Linked DNA regions of Homo sapiens: region 1 is linked to region 2. The links are chromatin loops, found by intact Hi-C in ENCODE. Cell type or tissue: HepG2. All regions are shown on one strand.

Region 1 (8,000 bases), 57 kb after region 2:
CACACGTGCTCAGACTGTAGCGACCACAGCAAACACAAGCAGCCCCATGAGCACTCGTCCAAGTCCTTCCAAGCACATGCCCAGTGACACCGCGGCAAGCCCTGTACCCCCTATGCGTCCCCAAGCACAAGGTCCCATTAGCCAGGTGTCAGTGGACCAGCCTGTGGTTAACACAACAAATAAATCCACACCCATGCCCTCAAACACAACCCCAGAGCCCGCCCCCACCCCCACAGTGGTGACCACCACCAAGGCACAAGCCAGGGAGCCAACTGCCAGCCCAGTGCCAGTACCTCACACCAGCCCAATCCCTGAGATGGAGGCCATGTCCCCCACGACACAGCCAAGCCCCATGCCATATACCCAGAGGGCCGCTGGGCCAGGCACATCCCAGGCACCGGAGCAGGTAGAGACTGAAGCCACACCAGGTACTGATTCCACTGGGCCAACACCCAGGAGCTCAGGGGGCACTAAGATGCCAGCCACGGACTCGTGCCAGCCCAGCACCCAAGGCCAGTACATGGTGGTCACCACTGAGCCCCTCACCCAGGCCGTGGTAGACAAAACTCTCCTTCTGGTGGTGCTGTTACTCGGGGTGACCCTTTTCATCACAGTCTTGGTTTTGTTTGCCCTGCAGGCCTATGAGAGCTACAAGAAGAAGGACTACACCCAGGTGGACTACTTAATCAACGGGATGTATGCGGACTCAGAAATGTGAGGGGGGCGGGGGCCTGGCGGGAGGCCTGGCCCCTTCCTCGTCCTTTCCTTTTGCCTTTGAGACCAAACCAAGTGCTTCCAAATTCTTTTGGTGCAATTGAGGAGATATGCCAGATGCTTAAACACATTTAATTGCTGTCAGATTAATTCCATGATCACTAAAGAGTTGCTGCTTTTTTCATATTTATTTTTGTAAATGATTCTGTGCCCAGGAGCAGCTGGGGGTTCCACCTCAGGGTGGGGCGGGCAGGACCCCGTCTCCCCAGGTGTCGGAGCCTGACCTGAATTAAAGTACTGACTGCTCGCCACAATCGTGTGGGTGCATCCTGCTCCTTGGGGAGCCTTGCTTTCTGCCGTGCACGTGGCAGGGTTTTGTTCTGTGAATGTGCACCATCACTCCGCACCCTGGAGGTTGACTGTGTCGTTGCCACTGACTTGGGTTTCTCCCTGGTACCCACGCCCGCCCTGGTGCTTGCTGGGAGGCTCCTGGGCCCCAGAGGAGGCCACAGCCAGCATCTTTAATCCTTTTTCTGACCTGTTCGATGAACCTCCTGGAGCCAGCCTTAGGGGTGAAGGAGCTAAATTCAACACATCACCCCCGTGGTGTGGCCAGCTCGGCCTGAACCTGCGCAGAACAGAATCTGATCCTGCCCTGCTCATGAGGTGGGGTCACTATTGCTAGTCCTGAATAGTGCAAGTCCCTTGCTCCAGGTAACCCAGGACCCCAGGGCCAGTCCTGGGATTCGACCCCGGAGCCTGCTCCTTAGGCCAGTTCCCCTGGATTCCAGGCTCCCATCCTGAACATCCAGCCAGCACTTGCTCTGTGCTTGTTACATGCCTGCCCTGTCCCTGTGCTGTGTGAATGTGACTTGCTGTGTGAGTGTAACCTGCTGTGTATGACCTGCTGTGTGAGTGTAACCTACTGTGTGTAACCTGTGTGTGACCCGCTGCGTGTGTGTGATCTGTGCGTGTGTAATGTGCTGTGCGTGTGTAACTTGCTGCGTGAGTGCAACCCACTGTGTGTGTGTAACCTGCTGCACATGTGTGACCTGCTGCATTGCCTCAGCCCCAGGAGATCAGCATCACAATCTCCATTTTGAAGACGGGACCACTGAGGCACAGAGCAAAGTCACTCCTGGAGGCCCAGAGTCAGGATTGAGCCCTGGTCCTAGAGTCCCAGCTGTTTGTTTAACTAGGTTCCTTTGCCACCTGCCCAGCCTGAGCTTGGCCTTTGGTCCTTCATCTGCCCACCTGCCCAAGGCAGCAAGAGCTGATGGGCCACACGTGGCCAGGGCATCTTGTAAGGCCATGTTCTCAGGCCAGGTCTGCGGCTGCTGAGACCTGGAGCAAGCTATAGAGTGTTCTGGAGCTCGGCTTCTTCCTCTGGGAAATGGGGAGAGACAGAGCAGCATCTGCTGTAAACATGGCAGCATGGGGCCCCACCCAAAAGTGGTTGTGGAGTTGGCTGTGGCTTCTCAACCACCTGGCGCTGAGGCAGAGCTGATCTTTGTCCGGAATCTCCTGTCTCCCACTCACCAAGATCTCCCTGGGCTAGGTTTGGGTGGCCAGCTTCTTATTTAAGTTCATCTCCAAAAAGGATGTCAAAGGGCCTGGGATAAAAGGCTAAGACGGTAACTCCCAAACCATTTGAAGTAACTTCAAAGCCGAGGCTGGGAAAATATGGAGTGGGGAGAATGGGTCAGAAGCTGCCCCCCAGTCCTCTCCTCCTGTCTTCTCCCTCACTGCACCCCGGCTTCCCCAGCCTTTTCTTTCTCATTGTCACGTCCTGCTGGCCCCTTCCCCTCTCCCAGCCTTCACTGCCTGAGTCAGGCCTTCTGGACTGACAGCCACACTCCACAGAGCTTGTGCCTGACTGTCTCCTTTCCTGGCCATCACACATCGGAGTCGCATCTGCATGCTTAACTACAGGCACTGGCGCTGGCTGGGAAGGTGGTTGGTTCCAGCCCCTGGCTTGTCTCCCTTGCCATCTTGAGCTCTAGGCCAGCTCGCAGCATTGTCCTTGAATCTGACAAGACACCGTCTGCCCGGAATGGGCAGCTCTGCCCACCATGGGTAGACAATCGGAGCTGTGGAGGATGCCCTTTCCTCTGCCTGACTTCACCCCAGTGGCCCAGGCGAGGACCAGCCTGCTAAGGGTCAGCTCTCCACCCTGGCTCATTGAGCCTCCCCTGGGAGAGCCAGAACCCTGGGCCTGTGTGAGCTGTGGCTTGGGGGGTGTTCTCATAGACTGTGGGCACCTCGTTCCTTTCTGGGGAGGTAGGATGAAGAGTAACCTGCAGTGCTGGCCTTCAGCTTGTGACTAACGGCCTCTGCCTGGCACCCCTACATCCAGGGAGTGGGCCACAGGGATCTGCAGAGTCAGCCAGTCAGTCCCCCTGCCCCAGCCAGGGCCCCCAATTTTTTTTTGACAGAATCTCACTCTGTCACCCAGGCTGGAGTGCAGTGACACGATCTCGGCTGAGTGCAGCCTCTACCTCCTGGGTTCAAACGATTCTCCTGCTTCAGCCTCCCGAGTAGCTGGGATTACAGGTGCATGCCACCATGCCTGGCTAATTTTTGTATTTTTAGTAGAGATGGGATTTTGCCATGTTGGCCAGGCTGCTCTCAAACTCCTGATCTCAAGTGAACCACCCTCCTCGGCCTCCACTGGGATTCCAGGCATGAGCCATCGCACCCAGTCTCCGAATTCTTTTATCCTCTGAGAGCATTGGTCACACTCTCCCCCTCCATCCTTGGGGGTCCTATTCCAAACCCCCTGCCATTGTTCTCTCTTGGATGGCGTTCCTCCTGGACCACAGGTGCCTCAAACTCAGCATCCAAGGCCAACCTCAGCATCGGCCCCCAGGAGTGTGTTTGGCCCCAGGGGTCCTCCCTGTACCTAATGGCATCCCCACGTGGGCTAACAGATTTAGAAACCTGTGCTTCCCCCTGAGTCCAACTGGCCATCCTAAAGGTTTCAGTACTCCGGCCGCTTCCCCTGTCCTGACCCCAGCTGCTGCCCGGCCTTGGGCCCACCACCAACTGCCTGCCCACTCTGCTCCCAGACAGCCTGGCTCATCCGTTCTCCACCCTGCGGCAAGGGACCCGTCAAAACACAAATCTAACCACACCCGTCCCTGCCGAAAGCCCCAAGCTCCTCTGCCCAGCACTACAGGCCCAATGCAGCCCCCTGTGGTGAGTCCCAGCCAAACAGAGCTCAAGGCGCCCCCGTCGCAGACCTGTCCAAATCCAGGGGCTCCGGGCTTTCTTCTCCCTGCCTTGGAGGACACGAGACTGCAAGATAAGCCAGGTGCCATCCTGGCCTACACAAAGTCCCATTCAACTCACTTTATCAGGTGCCTAGTGAGCACCTACTGTTTGCCAGCCCAATGGGGATTCAGAGATGACGTGGCCCAGGAGCCCCCGGTGCGGTGGGTGAGACCTGCCTTGTGAGGAACACAATGAAGGTGAGGGGTGGGCTCAGAGAAGGTGCCTCCTCCACCCTGGGGAGCTCAGAGAGCTCAGAGCCCCCCTCAGGCTTTCTGTTCCTGCGGCAGGGGCAGTGGCTCATCCGGGGCCTAGCACAGCACTGACACACAGGAGGTACAAAGTCCCTAACTGATGGGTGAGAGTCCACACAGAAGGTGCCAGAAGGCCAAACAGAAGTGAGAGTCCAATTCGGGGCTTGGCCCCAAAAGGAGCTCTCGTCCCTTCACAGTGAGGAAACCAAGGCACAGAAAGGCCAGGTTGCTTGGCCGAGGTCATCCACCAAGCAAATGGCAGCACAGCATTCACACTGGATCTGTCTGCAAATGTTGGGCGTGGCTCAGGAGCACACGATGGCCACAGGGAGCAGAGGCTCCTCCAAAGCCGTGAGAGCTGAGCATTCACACCGGATCTGTCTGCAAATGTTGGGCGTGGCTGAGCACACCACGGCCGTAGGGAGCAGAGGCTCCTCCAAAGCCTTGAGAGCCCCGGCAGGGCATGGCCTCGAGCTCGACAGGGCATGGCCTCGAGCCAGCCAGTTTCTCTAGGAGCAGGGCCGCATCTCTTGGTAGAGGAAGTCCAAGGGCTCCCCCTGGCGGGCAAGGCTCCCTCCTAGCCTTCTTGTTTTTTGTTTTTTTGAGACAGAGTTTCATTCTTGTTGCCCAGGCTGGAGTGCATCTTGGCTCACTGCAGCCTCTGCCTCCCGGGTTTAAGCGATTCTCAGCCTCCTGAGTAGCTGGCATTATAGGCGCCTGCCACTACGCCCAGCTAAGTTTTTGTATTTTACTAGAGACGGGGTTTCACCATGTTGGCCGGACCGGTCTGGAACTCCTGACCTCAAGGTGATCCTCCTGCCTCGGCCTCCCAAAGTGCTGGGATTACAGGTGTGAGCCACCACGTCCTGCCCCTCCCAGCCTATTTCACCAGCCCTGGTGCTGGCCTTGGCTAGAGACACCATCCCACCCTCCGGCCCCCTGCGCCTACCATTCCATGTTTGCAGGTGGAAACCCCTTAGCCCGCTCCCCTGACAGCAGGGAGTCTTGCCGTTACCCCACACCAGAGAACTCTGGCCCTCTTCGATTGTTCCAGGCCAGGGGGGCTCGGCTTCCACTATGGGATGGATTGTTCTAGGTGGTATTAGGTCATTTGCGCCTGTAACTGTCTCCCACCAGAAGGAATCCACGAGTTCAGGGAGAATGCAATGAACTCACAGGCAGCCCCCCGGGCCTCGGTCCCAAAACCCACCAGCTGGGTCAGTTGGGACAAACCACGACCATACTCAGCCACAATTTCCGTATCTACAGCTTTGCTTCAAGATCCAGCGCAGTGGCTGACACAAGCCGATACTTTTTAGAATATGGACTACGTTCGACTACGTTGAATTCTCTGTGATGGTCTTCCTGCTCCCCGCCCCAGCCCTACTCATCCTCCACACAGCAGCCGGAGGATATTTTAAAAACACAACTCAGCTCCTAATACTCCCCTGCACAGCAATCCCCGATGGCCTCCTGCTGTGAGCAGGAAACAAAATCCAAACATTTGCAGTAAAAACACAGATGAAAAATCAGGGAGATGCGGGATCCAGGCAGAGAGGCCAGCAATGCGGAGCCCCCAGGACAGATCCAAGGCCACAAGTGTGAGGAGAGAAGGGCCCTGGGGAGAGTGAAAGAGACAGGCCGGTCCCAGGGGACAGCGGCGGGGGAGGAGCGGGAGAGCCCAGGAATGCACAGGGAGTCACGTTATCCAGTTCAGAGTTTAAAAGATGACTCTGTTGCTTGAGGCTGAAGTCATAGGCTGTCTGAGGTGTGCTTTAAAATGCTTCCACATCAGGAGAAGGGGGCAAGAGAATCGTGCCACAAGACACATGTGGCTGCCATCCATCCAGCATGGCTGATGGCTTCATGGAAGTGGGGGGTCTGTTTCCCACTCTCTCCATGTTTGTGTGTGTTTAGAAATTTCCATCATCAAAAGTTAAAAGAGGCCAGGCTTGGTGGCTCATGCCTGTCATCCCAGCACTTTGGGAGGCCGAGTTGAGTGGATCATTTGAGGTCAGGAGTTTGAGACCAGCCTGGCCAACATGGCAAAACCCCATCTCTACTAAAAATCCAAAAATTAGCTGGGTGTGGTGGCAGGTAGGTGCCTGTAATCCCAGCTACTCAGGAGGCTGAGGCAGGAGAATTTCTTGAACCCAGGAGGTGGAGGTTGCAGTGAGCCGAGATTGCGCCACCGCACTCCAGCCTGGGTGATAGAGTGAGACTCCGTCTCAAAAAACCCAAAAGTTAAAAGAAAAAGTGAATGGAAGGGAGGGAGGAGGGGAGGAAGAGTTTCAACTTCTATCTCATAAGTACACGATCACTTTGGCTGCAGATAGAGAGGCCTGGCTGGCTCGGTCATCCGCGGAGTGAGGAGGCTGGCTTGGACCAGGGTGTGTTCACACAGATGGACAGAAACCGAGGACCCTAGGGGCCACTTTGGAGGCTGAGTCAGCAGAACGTGCACTGCTTCCTTATGTACGATCCACGTGCCCACGGCAGGAGCCGGGGTGACCCCTGCATTTTTGGTTTGAGAAGGTGGAATGGTGGAGGGATCGTTTCTCGGGGGGAGGGAAAGGGTGAACCTTTATTCCCAGTGCTTCACACGTGAATTCATTTCATCCTCACCACAGCCCTGCGAGATAGTATGTCATCATCATCAGCCCCCCGTTTAGAGGGGAAACTAAGGCCTGGGGAATTCATGAACCTGCCCACCGTTACACATGTCACATTGCTGGTAGGTGACCCCAGCTTCTATGCTTTTACCACTAGACCATACTGCCTCTTTTTTTTGTTTGTTTGAGACAGAGTCTCACTTTGTCACCCAGGCTAGAATGCAGTGTCATAATCTTGGCTCACTGCAACCTCTGCCTCCTGGGATCAAGCAATTCTCCTGCCTCAGCCTCCAGAGTAGCTGAGACCACAGGCGCCTGCCACCATGCCCCCTTAATTTTTGTATTTTTAGTAGAGACAGGGTTTCACCATGTTGGCCAGGCTGGCCTCAAACTCCCGACCACAAGTGATCTGCCCGCCTCAGCCTCCCAAAGTGCTGGGATTACAGGTGTGAGCCACTGTGCCCGGCCTATACTGTCTCTTGATAAGGGGGTACAGAAGGATTTGGAGAGAAGGTGGCCCAGAAATCAAGAGTCCTGCTGTGGGTTGTGAAGGCAGAGATGCCTATTGGATGCCAGGCAGACACTGGCCGTGAGTCTGAAGCACAGGGAAGGTCCCCACAGGACTGGTAGAGTGCTTCACCGCCTCCCCACGTGGCGGGAACCATTTCTAAGCCCACTTTCAGATGAGGAAATAGACAACAGGGGAGGTAGGTGACTTGCCCAAGGTCACACACAAGGTAAGGGGTGGGCCCAGTCCACCTGACTCCTGAACCCCAACTTCACCAGTGCTGCGTGCTCCGGGCACACGCTGAATGTACTTGAAGCACAAGATGAGCCCCGCTGGGCAATCTGGACTTCAGAGTGAAAAACTCACTGTCTTTTATGAGCCAGGGCCCACGGCAGGGGCCTGGTCCCGCTTTGCTGACTGTAGAGATGCCCGCTTGGACAGGACACAGCAGGAGGGCAGCAGGCACGAAGACGTCAGGTGAGCAGAGAGAACCACGGAGTGGCGCCAGGCGGGTAGGCCCAGCACATGAGATTCCGGGGGCCCTATACGTGGAAATGCATGAAGAAGGAAGACTCCACCCCAGCCTCTGGCCTTTCTCCTGAATCTCTGGGAGACCCCCCAACTCAGCATCTGAAAGATCCA
Region 2 (8,000 bases):
CAGATCACTTGAGGTCAGGAGTTCGAGACCAGCCTGGCCAACGTGGCAAAACCCTGTCTCTACTAAAAATACAAAAATTAGCTGGGCATGGTGGCAGATGCCTGTAGTCCCAGCTACTGAGGCACAAGAATCGCTTGAACCAGGGTGGCAGAAGTTACAGTGAGCCGAGATCGTGCCACCGCACTCCATCCTGGGCGTGAGTGAGACTCCTGTCTCAAAAAAAAAAAAAAAAAAAAAAACAAGGAGCCAGGCACGGTGGGGTGAGGGAGGGCACAGAAGCAGCGCCTCTTCTGGGGGCACCCCCAATCTCTAGCGATCCAGAGGCCTCAGGATCCTGAAGGGAGAAAAAACGTGAAGCTCCGTGCTAGAAGAGACCATAGAGATTGGAATCAGCTGGTTCTATTTTACAAAAAAAGGAAACTGAGGCCCTCAGAAGGTGAGTGCCTCTCAATGCCCCACAGGGAGGCAGGGAGAGGGCTCTGAGCCCTGCAGGGCCCTGGATTCTTGCAATGGGGTGGAGTGGAGCCTGTGCCGCCCCCACCAGGCACCTTCTCAGGAGAGGAGCCGTTGTCATATCCTTGAAGGGGTCCTTGAGCCCCTCAAAAGGCTAAAAACCACTTTCCTCCTTGAGTGAACCTTCACCTCAGTTTAACCACAAGAAAAACTACATTAAGGCCCAGCGCAGTGGCTCATGTCTGTAATCCCAGCACTTTGGGAGGCTGAGGTGGGTGGATCGCTTGAGCCCAGGAGTTCAAGACCAGCCTGGGCAACATAGTGAAACCCTGTCTCTACAAAAAACAACAAAATCAGCTGGGCGTGGTGGTGCACACCTGAGGTCCCAACTACTTGCGGGCTGAGGTGAGAGGATTGCTTCAGCCCAGGAGGTAGAGGCTGCAGTAAGCGGTGACTGAATCACTGCACTCCAGCCTCAGCAACAGAGCAAGACTCAAAAAAAAAAAAAAAAGCAGGCCGGGTGTGGTGGCTCACGCCTGTAATCCCAGCACCTTGGGAAGCCGAGCGGGAGGATCAGGAGATGGAGACCATCCTGGCTAACACGGTGAAACCCCGTCTCTACTAAAAATGCAAAAAATTAGCCGGGCGTGGTGGCGGGTGCCTGTAGTTCCAGCTACTCAGGAGGCTGAGGCAGGAGAAAGGCGTGACCCTGGGAGGTGGAGCTTGCAGTGAGCTGAGATCACACCGCTGCACTCCAGCCTGGGCGACAGAGCAAGACTCCATCTCAAAAAAAAAAAAATTAAATCTCAAAAAAAATTACATTAAGGCAAACTAAAAGATGTTTAAAATATATATATTAAATTAAATACACTCCAATAGAGCAAATAAGAAAATACCCAGAAAACACAATCCCCGCACCCCCAGGACAACCTCCCAGGGGGTCCACAGCAAGAGACCCCAAGCACGAGAGACAGAGAACAGTGTCCCTGTGGCGGAACCTCTGGCCCATCAGGCTCTATTAGAAAATAAGGCTCTTGCCACTGAGAGAAAGAGGCACAGTCGCCCAGCAGCCACGGGCTCTGGCACACCACGAGTCAGGCCAGCAAAGTGTCAACTGCCCCCTACAAGGTGACAAACTAGGACAAACTGGAAACCAGAGGCTGGACCTGGAGCACAGGGACCACCACATGGGGCTGGGGAATGGGCAGGGACCTCAGAGCGCCACCCACATGCCTAAGAGCAGCGCGTATGCGCATGCCTCTGCATGGCTTAGGGACACAGGGAGCTCCCCCCACCCCCAACCCAGGAAGGCAGCCCCCACTACCCAGGTAGGGAACGGATAGGACCAGCACCCCGTTCTGCTCCTAACTCAGGGCTCCAGGCCCCCTCGGGGGCAACCAGCACAGAGCTCAGACCCCAAATATCTTCACCCACCTCCTGGTCCCCATCTGGACAAGGGTGCTGGGGACTGGCTCTCAGTCACACCCTCGGGGTACTCTTCAAAGGACAGCTGGATGCCCCAGGGCAGGAGCTTTTGGCCCCCAGCTCCCTCACCCCAGACACCAGCTCTTGGGACCCCACCAGCATGGGCAAGGTGGACACCATCGTCCCGATTTTGCAGATGAGGAAACTGAGGCTGAGGGCTGGCACACGGCTCTCCAGAGCTGAAGAGAATGCAGAGAGCAGCCGGAGCCAGCCGGTGGGTCCCTGAGGCCGGCTCGTAGCAAGCCACAGCTGCCTCCGCCCATCACACTTGGACCTCACTGGCCCCAGGACAGCCCTCCAGGGCGGCCTGGCACAGAGCCCACACCCTGCTGCTTCCTGAACAAATAAGTGAACAAGGCCACCAAGCCGAGGACCTGGATGTAGCCCCGGCTCCCGCCAGGGCCTCCCCAACAGACTCCCCATTTGGAGAGCGCATTAAGTGTTTCCAAAGCCTCACAAACCACAGATGTCCGGCTGTCTCACGGCTTCTGTAACCTGAACTTGGCCCTCACTCTGCCCTCCCAGCACTCCTCTCAGGGCCCAGGCCCCTCCTCTGAGATGCCAGCACTGACTCCCCAACTTGTCCCCATCACCTGGCTCGTTCCTGAACCTCGGCAGGAGAGTCTCAGGCCAGATCCTCCCACCAGCCACCTCCACCAGGATGCAGGAGGCATGAGACCTGCTCGTGCCGGCTGGGAGATGCAACCAACCAAGATCAATCCAATCAGCGGATGAACTGACAAATATAATGTGGTCCCTCCACACAATGGAATATTATTCAGCCACAAAAAGGGCTGAAATAGGCCGGGCGTGATGGCTCACACCTGTAATCCCAGCACTTTGGGAGGCCGAGGCCGGCAGCTCACTTGAGGTCAGGAGTTCAAGACCAGCCTGGCCAACATGGTGAAATCCCGTCTCTACTAAAAATACAAAAATTAGCTGGGCGTGGTGGCGGGCACCTGTAATGCAAGCTACTTGGGAGCCTGAGGCAGGAGAATCACTTAAACCCAGGAGGCAGAAGTTGCAGTGAGCCAAGATCGCACCACCGCACTCCAACCTGGGCAACAGAGCAAGACTCCATTTCAAAAAAAAAATAAAAGGCTGAAACACCCATACGTGGTACTACTTGGATGACTCCTGAAAACGTTACAGTAACCAAGGAAGTCAGCCACGAAGACGCATTGTAAGATTCCCTTCATGCAAAATGCCCAGAACAGGCAGAACCACAGAGGCAGAAAGTCGACTGGTGTTCACCAGGGGATCCGGGGAGAGGGAACGGGAAGTCACCGTGTAATGGGTATGGGTTTTATTTTGGGGTGATGGAAATCTCTTATAACTTGATAGAAGAGAGGGTTGTAAACACTGTGAATGTACCAAATGCCTGCCTTCTATACTTTAATATTTTATATTATATAAGTTTCACCTCAATTTAAAAAAAAAACAACTCGACACCTTTCACCTAGGAAAGATCTGGCTTTAGCTTGCATTTCCTGTAACTCCTGCCTAAAGCCTTCCAGAAGCTTCCGCTGCCTTGTGGATCACAACCAGACTCCACAGCATGATCTGGCCTCTAAGGGCCTCTCGCAGGACACCCCGAGGGTGAAGGAGCACCCGTGGGCCCACCTCTGCATAGCTGCAAAGCTTCTTTCCCTGTCCTCCCCTCTACATGGGAAGCTCTGCCCGCAGGGGCGGGGCCTTATCTGCCATTCTATCGCACTCAACCCTAGCACTTCACTCGGTAGCAGACACCAAAGCAAAACAGCAACAGCATTATACCGGGCCAGGTGCACGTTAACTCACTGAATTCATGGTAGGAAGGATTCTATTCCCATTTTACAGGTGAGAAAACTGAGGCACACAAAGGTAGCATCAGCTTCCTAAGCCTCCCAGCACAGGAAGCGGCCAGGCTGGAATCAGACCCTGGGCGCAGGGGCTCTGTCCACAGTGCTAACTAACTACTCCTGCCCCCGAGGGCTGCAGCGGTGAGTGAGTGAGTTTGTCAGTGGACTGGATGTCCAAGGTCATACAGGAAAAATCCAGACTATTGTAATAACAGCCTCTAGACCGGCTGGGGCCAGAAAGATCGAGGACGCTGACACACAACTGCGCTCACTGCAGCTCTGCCAGGGATGGGGCTAAAGGTCTCACACAGGGCAGTTAGGGCTCCCCATAGCCTGGGAGAGGAACGGGGTGAGATAACAGAAACTAGGTATGGTGCCCGAAGTCAAACAGCCACTGAGCATGTAAACCCAGGTGGGTCTGACCCCAAACCCCTCCACCCCCATCAGCCCTGCAACCCGTCGCTGCAAGGGAGAAAGCAACTCAGAGGCCTCACCTGCCTACATCCCCCACCCGTGTGTGTGAGTTCTACTAAATGCCTGAGCAGTGACACAGCACGGCTGAAATTAAACGGGTTCCAAAAACGACAGGAAGCACGAGGTGAATCTCCCCAGGAAAGTGCTGAACAAATGCTGGATCGGGTTCACCGGCGAATTTCTTGGAACTGAAGAGGGGAGCTAAACACACGGGGCCCTGCTTTGGAGGGGACTCTCTCAGGGTGCTCCACACAGCACTTGGTTAACCCCACTCAGCCCTTCTGGGCTCTCCCAGAGGGCCCGGCCTTGGCCTTGGGCATCTACAGGAGGAACCTCCAGGGGGAGAGGGGGTGCCTGGACAGGCCGGCCCTGGAACAAGCACTTGGGCCCCGAGGAGAGAGGACTAGGGCTTGGGAGCTGGGGAAGTTCTCAGCACTGGGACCACTAGAACAAAGCCATTTCCGTGCGTTCACAGCTTCCAATTGCAACAGGAAGCAATCAGGAAAAATAATTAGCGGCCCACTTACTGGCTTCGCTGAGGTCCGAGGCATGTATTTCACACAGTAAAACCAGGGATATAACATCAAAACCGTTCTGCAGAAAGATTCCTCCCTTTCCTTCCATTTTAGGCCTGGATCACCACATTCACTGGGGCTCCCAGGCCTTGCTGCCTAATGTTAAAATAATCAACTCTATTTTTGCCTCACACACAACTGAACTCTACAGCTATAATTCTTTCTCCTCAGGGGCTCGAACCACATGGACGACAGGCATTTGACTCCAGCAACATCACCCCAAAACGTGCACAAAACCCAAAACTGCAATGAGGTGAAAGGCAACGCGGTCGGCCTAGAAACCCCCCCTTTAAAACAAACAGTTTCCCCAAAACCCCTTTTGCCTCCTTGACCCAGGCATTTCCGGAAAAAGGAGCGGCGCTGGCCTGTACTCCCCAGATACTGTCGCTGTTTTGTCTTCACCTTGTTTTGCTAGCTCCAGACAAGGCCCCACAATGTAAACACGCTCCTGAAAGAGGCAGATTTGGGGTGAAACTGTCCATAGAATCTCTAGGCTTGGGTCAGAGGCAGGAGGACGTGAAACAAACTCCAAGCTCCTCCTGTTCCCCGCTGTCCCCCACACCTCCAAGCAGAGGCTGCAGCCTGGGGGATCTGACTACAGGGCCACCCCGCTGCACCATTCACACTGGAAATATTCAGGGAGACAGCTGTTTGCCTTAAGGAGGCCCAGACAAAGGGGCCCGAGGTCCTCCCCGCTAAACTGCCACAAACAGAACAGGAGCCGCGGCGTGCACAGGCACTTGCGGCCGTGCCACTTGGCCAGCCATACTCCAGAAAAACAAAACACGCACATCCGAAGAGAATGATTTAGGTAGCAAGAGGCTTGCTTGAAAAACCACATGGCAATCTCCAAATTAAAAGAACATGTGTAGCGTTTCACGACTGCTTAAGTTTCCTGAGTCCTCCTGACCTCAACTCCACCCCCTGGGAAACACCAAAAGTTGGAGAGAAAGTTCCCCCGCCCTACCTCTCCCCACGGGAGTGTACAACTGAGGCACAAGCCTGCCTCCCCCACTGCCCCGCGATCTGGGACCACGTCACCTCCGCGTAGCCGACCCGGGGATGGACACTATCTGGGGACCCGGCGGCCACACGGGGCATTCGGGTCGCCCGGGCACCTGGCAGGTGTCAGTCCGCTTGGAAACCCACAGCCACGCGGCTCACAGGAGCAGCGCCACCGGCCAGGCCGCCCCGCGCCCGGGCTCAGAACTTTCTCGCTGCAACTTCAGCCCGTCCTCGGAGCACGCGGGGCGGCCGCGCGGCCGCTGGAAACAGGCTTGCGAACCGGCTCCCCGGGCCAGGCCCGCCTCCGCGCCCCAAGTCCCCGCTCGGTGCCCGGCCCGGGCCACACGGGCCCAGCGCGGGCTCGGCTCGGCTCCCGGCTTCCCGCGGGCTCGGGCAGGTGAGGACCCGCCCGCGCCGCACCTGGCGGAGCGGGCGCCCTCCTCGCCAGCCCGGGACGCAGCGTCCCCGGGGAGGGCCCGGGTGGGGAGACAAAGGGCCCGCGCGTGGCGGGGACGCCGGGGACGGCAGGGGGATCCCGGGCGCGCGCCCCAACTCGCTCCCAACTCGCCAAGTCGCTTCCGAGACGGCGGCGGCGCCCGCGCACTTGGCCGCGGGGCCGCCCGGGCCATTGTCCGAGCAACCCGCGGCCCCCGGCCGGCCTGCGCCCACCTACCCGCGGCGGGGGCCGGGCAGCCGCACAGCGCCAGCAGCAGCAGCAGCAGCAGCAGCAGCGGCCACGGCGGCCCGGGCGGCGCTGCCTCCATGTTGTCCGGCGGCCGGACGGGCCCGCGCCGCGCTCACTCGGGCTCCATGGCGCGGCGGCGGCGGCTCCTCGCGCGGCTCCCGGCGCCTCCGCCTCCCCCCTCGGGCGCCGCGGACCAGGACGACGGGGAGGAGGGAGCTGGGCGCGCGGGAGCGGAAGCCGCGCCGCGTCTCCGCCCCCCGCCGCCGCCACCCGCGCCCCCCGCACCGGCCGCGCCCTCCCGCGGGCGCCCCCCGGAGCCGGCCGGCGGCCAGGCGGCCCCAGCGGCGCAGGTCCCCGCGGCCCCTCCCCGCGCTCCCCGCCCTGCCCTGGAGGTGCCTCCGGGAGGCTTGGCGCGGGGTTTCCGCCCCGCGGGGCCCGGCGGCCGATCGGGGCCCGGAGCCAGGTGTGTCACCTGTGGAGCCTCTATGAGTGGGGAAACTGAGGCACGGAGCAGGGCGGGGTTGCCCAAGGGCACACAGCGAGGCAGTTTCAGGGCGGGCAGCCTGGGGCCCCACGGGGCGGCCCCGGACACTTGTTCTCACCTGTGGAGGGCAGAGAAGGGAACAGGGAGAGAAGTGGCCGGCTGGGAGTGGAGGTGGGTTTGAGGTTTTACTGTAAACTAAATGTGTACCCTCTACCTTAGTTATGAATTATGAGACACGAAGACTGCGAAACAGACACACTCCTCTAAAAGTGCCTCTAGGCTGACAGGGAGAAAGTCCCGCCAGGCTCCCAGACGCCACCTTTGAGTCCTTCAACAAGCCCGCCAGGGCCTCTTGCCCACCGGTGTCAGCTCAGCCACTGAACCCTCCAGGAAGAAGACGTGCTGGTAGGAGAAGAATCTCACCCAGGCACAGCCTGGAAGGGGCACAGAAGGGGCTCTGGAACCAGCAAGCCCAAGTTGGAACTCCCAGTCTGCTACTTTCTAGAACGACTGTGCCCTTGGCGGGTCTAAGTAGAACCTCTCCGCGCACTCTTTCCTCCTTTGTAAAGTGGGGACAGCAATGGCCACCTTGCAGGTTCAGAGAGGGCTTGCAGTACCTCACAGAACTGAGTGCCCGTGAACGTGTGTGTTCCTCCAGATTTGTGACAGCTTTGCCAGGCTGGAGTCAGGCTGAACGCCTCTGCCCTCATGGGGTTTATATTCTAGGAAGACCAACAAAAACAAGAAGACGGAAAATTAAAACAACAAAAGCCCCATTGACAGGCCATGAAGAATGCCATGAGAAATGAAGGGCGTTGTGCTGCAGTGTTTGGGGAAACTGGCTTAGGGAAGGAAGGACACTTGAGCTGCTACCAAGGAGCAGCCGTCCGGTGGGAGGGCAGTTCAGGAAGAGCAGACATCCACGGAGGAGGCGCTGGGGCAGAGGGCAGCCTGGTCGCTGGATTCGGGGGAGGAACCACATCAGGCCATGAGCTGGA

What was found. A loop is a pair of places that touch in the nucleus more often than their neighbours do. Peaks named below come from ENCODE experiments on the same cell type or tissue, not always from the same donor. Only the 100,000 strongest peaks of a DNase experiment are listed, where the experiment ranks them.
Region 1: a loop joins it to region 2, with 2.7 times the contacts of the local background. A loop is called at or near these places in 3 of 110 quality-filtered maps.

What each region holds. Positions count from the first base shown.
Region 1 is chr11:68,254,363-68,262,362 of GRCh38, reverse strand. C11orf24 (chromosome 11 open reading frame 24) reads left to right here. Exons shown (of 4, transcript NM_022338.4): 4 at 1-1,025. The coding sequence ends at 718. Among named protein-coding and RNA genes, the nearest start is that of C11orf24, 14 kb to the left of the region's middle. In HepG2, a CTCF peak has its summit at 4,781 (motif pointing left); DNase peaks (open chromatin) are centred at 4,762 and 5,922; H3K4me3 peaks cover 690 bases.
Region 2 is chr11:68,311,312-68,319,311 of GRCh38, reverse strand. LRP5 (LDL receptor related protein 5) reads right to left here and starts at 6,721. Exons shown (of 23, transcript NM_002335.4): 1 at 6,507-6,721. The coding sequence starts at 6,597. LOC124900302 (a long non-coding RNA gene) reads right to left here and starts at 5,863. Exons shown (of 2, transcript XR_007062749.1): 1 at 1-5,863. RefSeq lists enhancers at 2,038-2,705, 3,774-4,273, 4,985-5,859, 5,860-6,735 and silencers at 6,157-6,226, 6,237-6,396, 6,587-6,786, 6,807-7,096. In HepG2, a CTCF peak has its summit at 6,836 (motif pointing left); DNase peaks (open chromatin) are centred at 2,281, 3,961 and 5,384; H3K4me3 peaks cover 3,894 bases.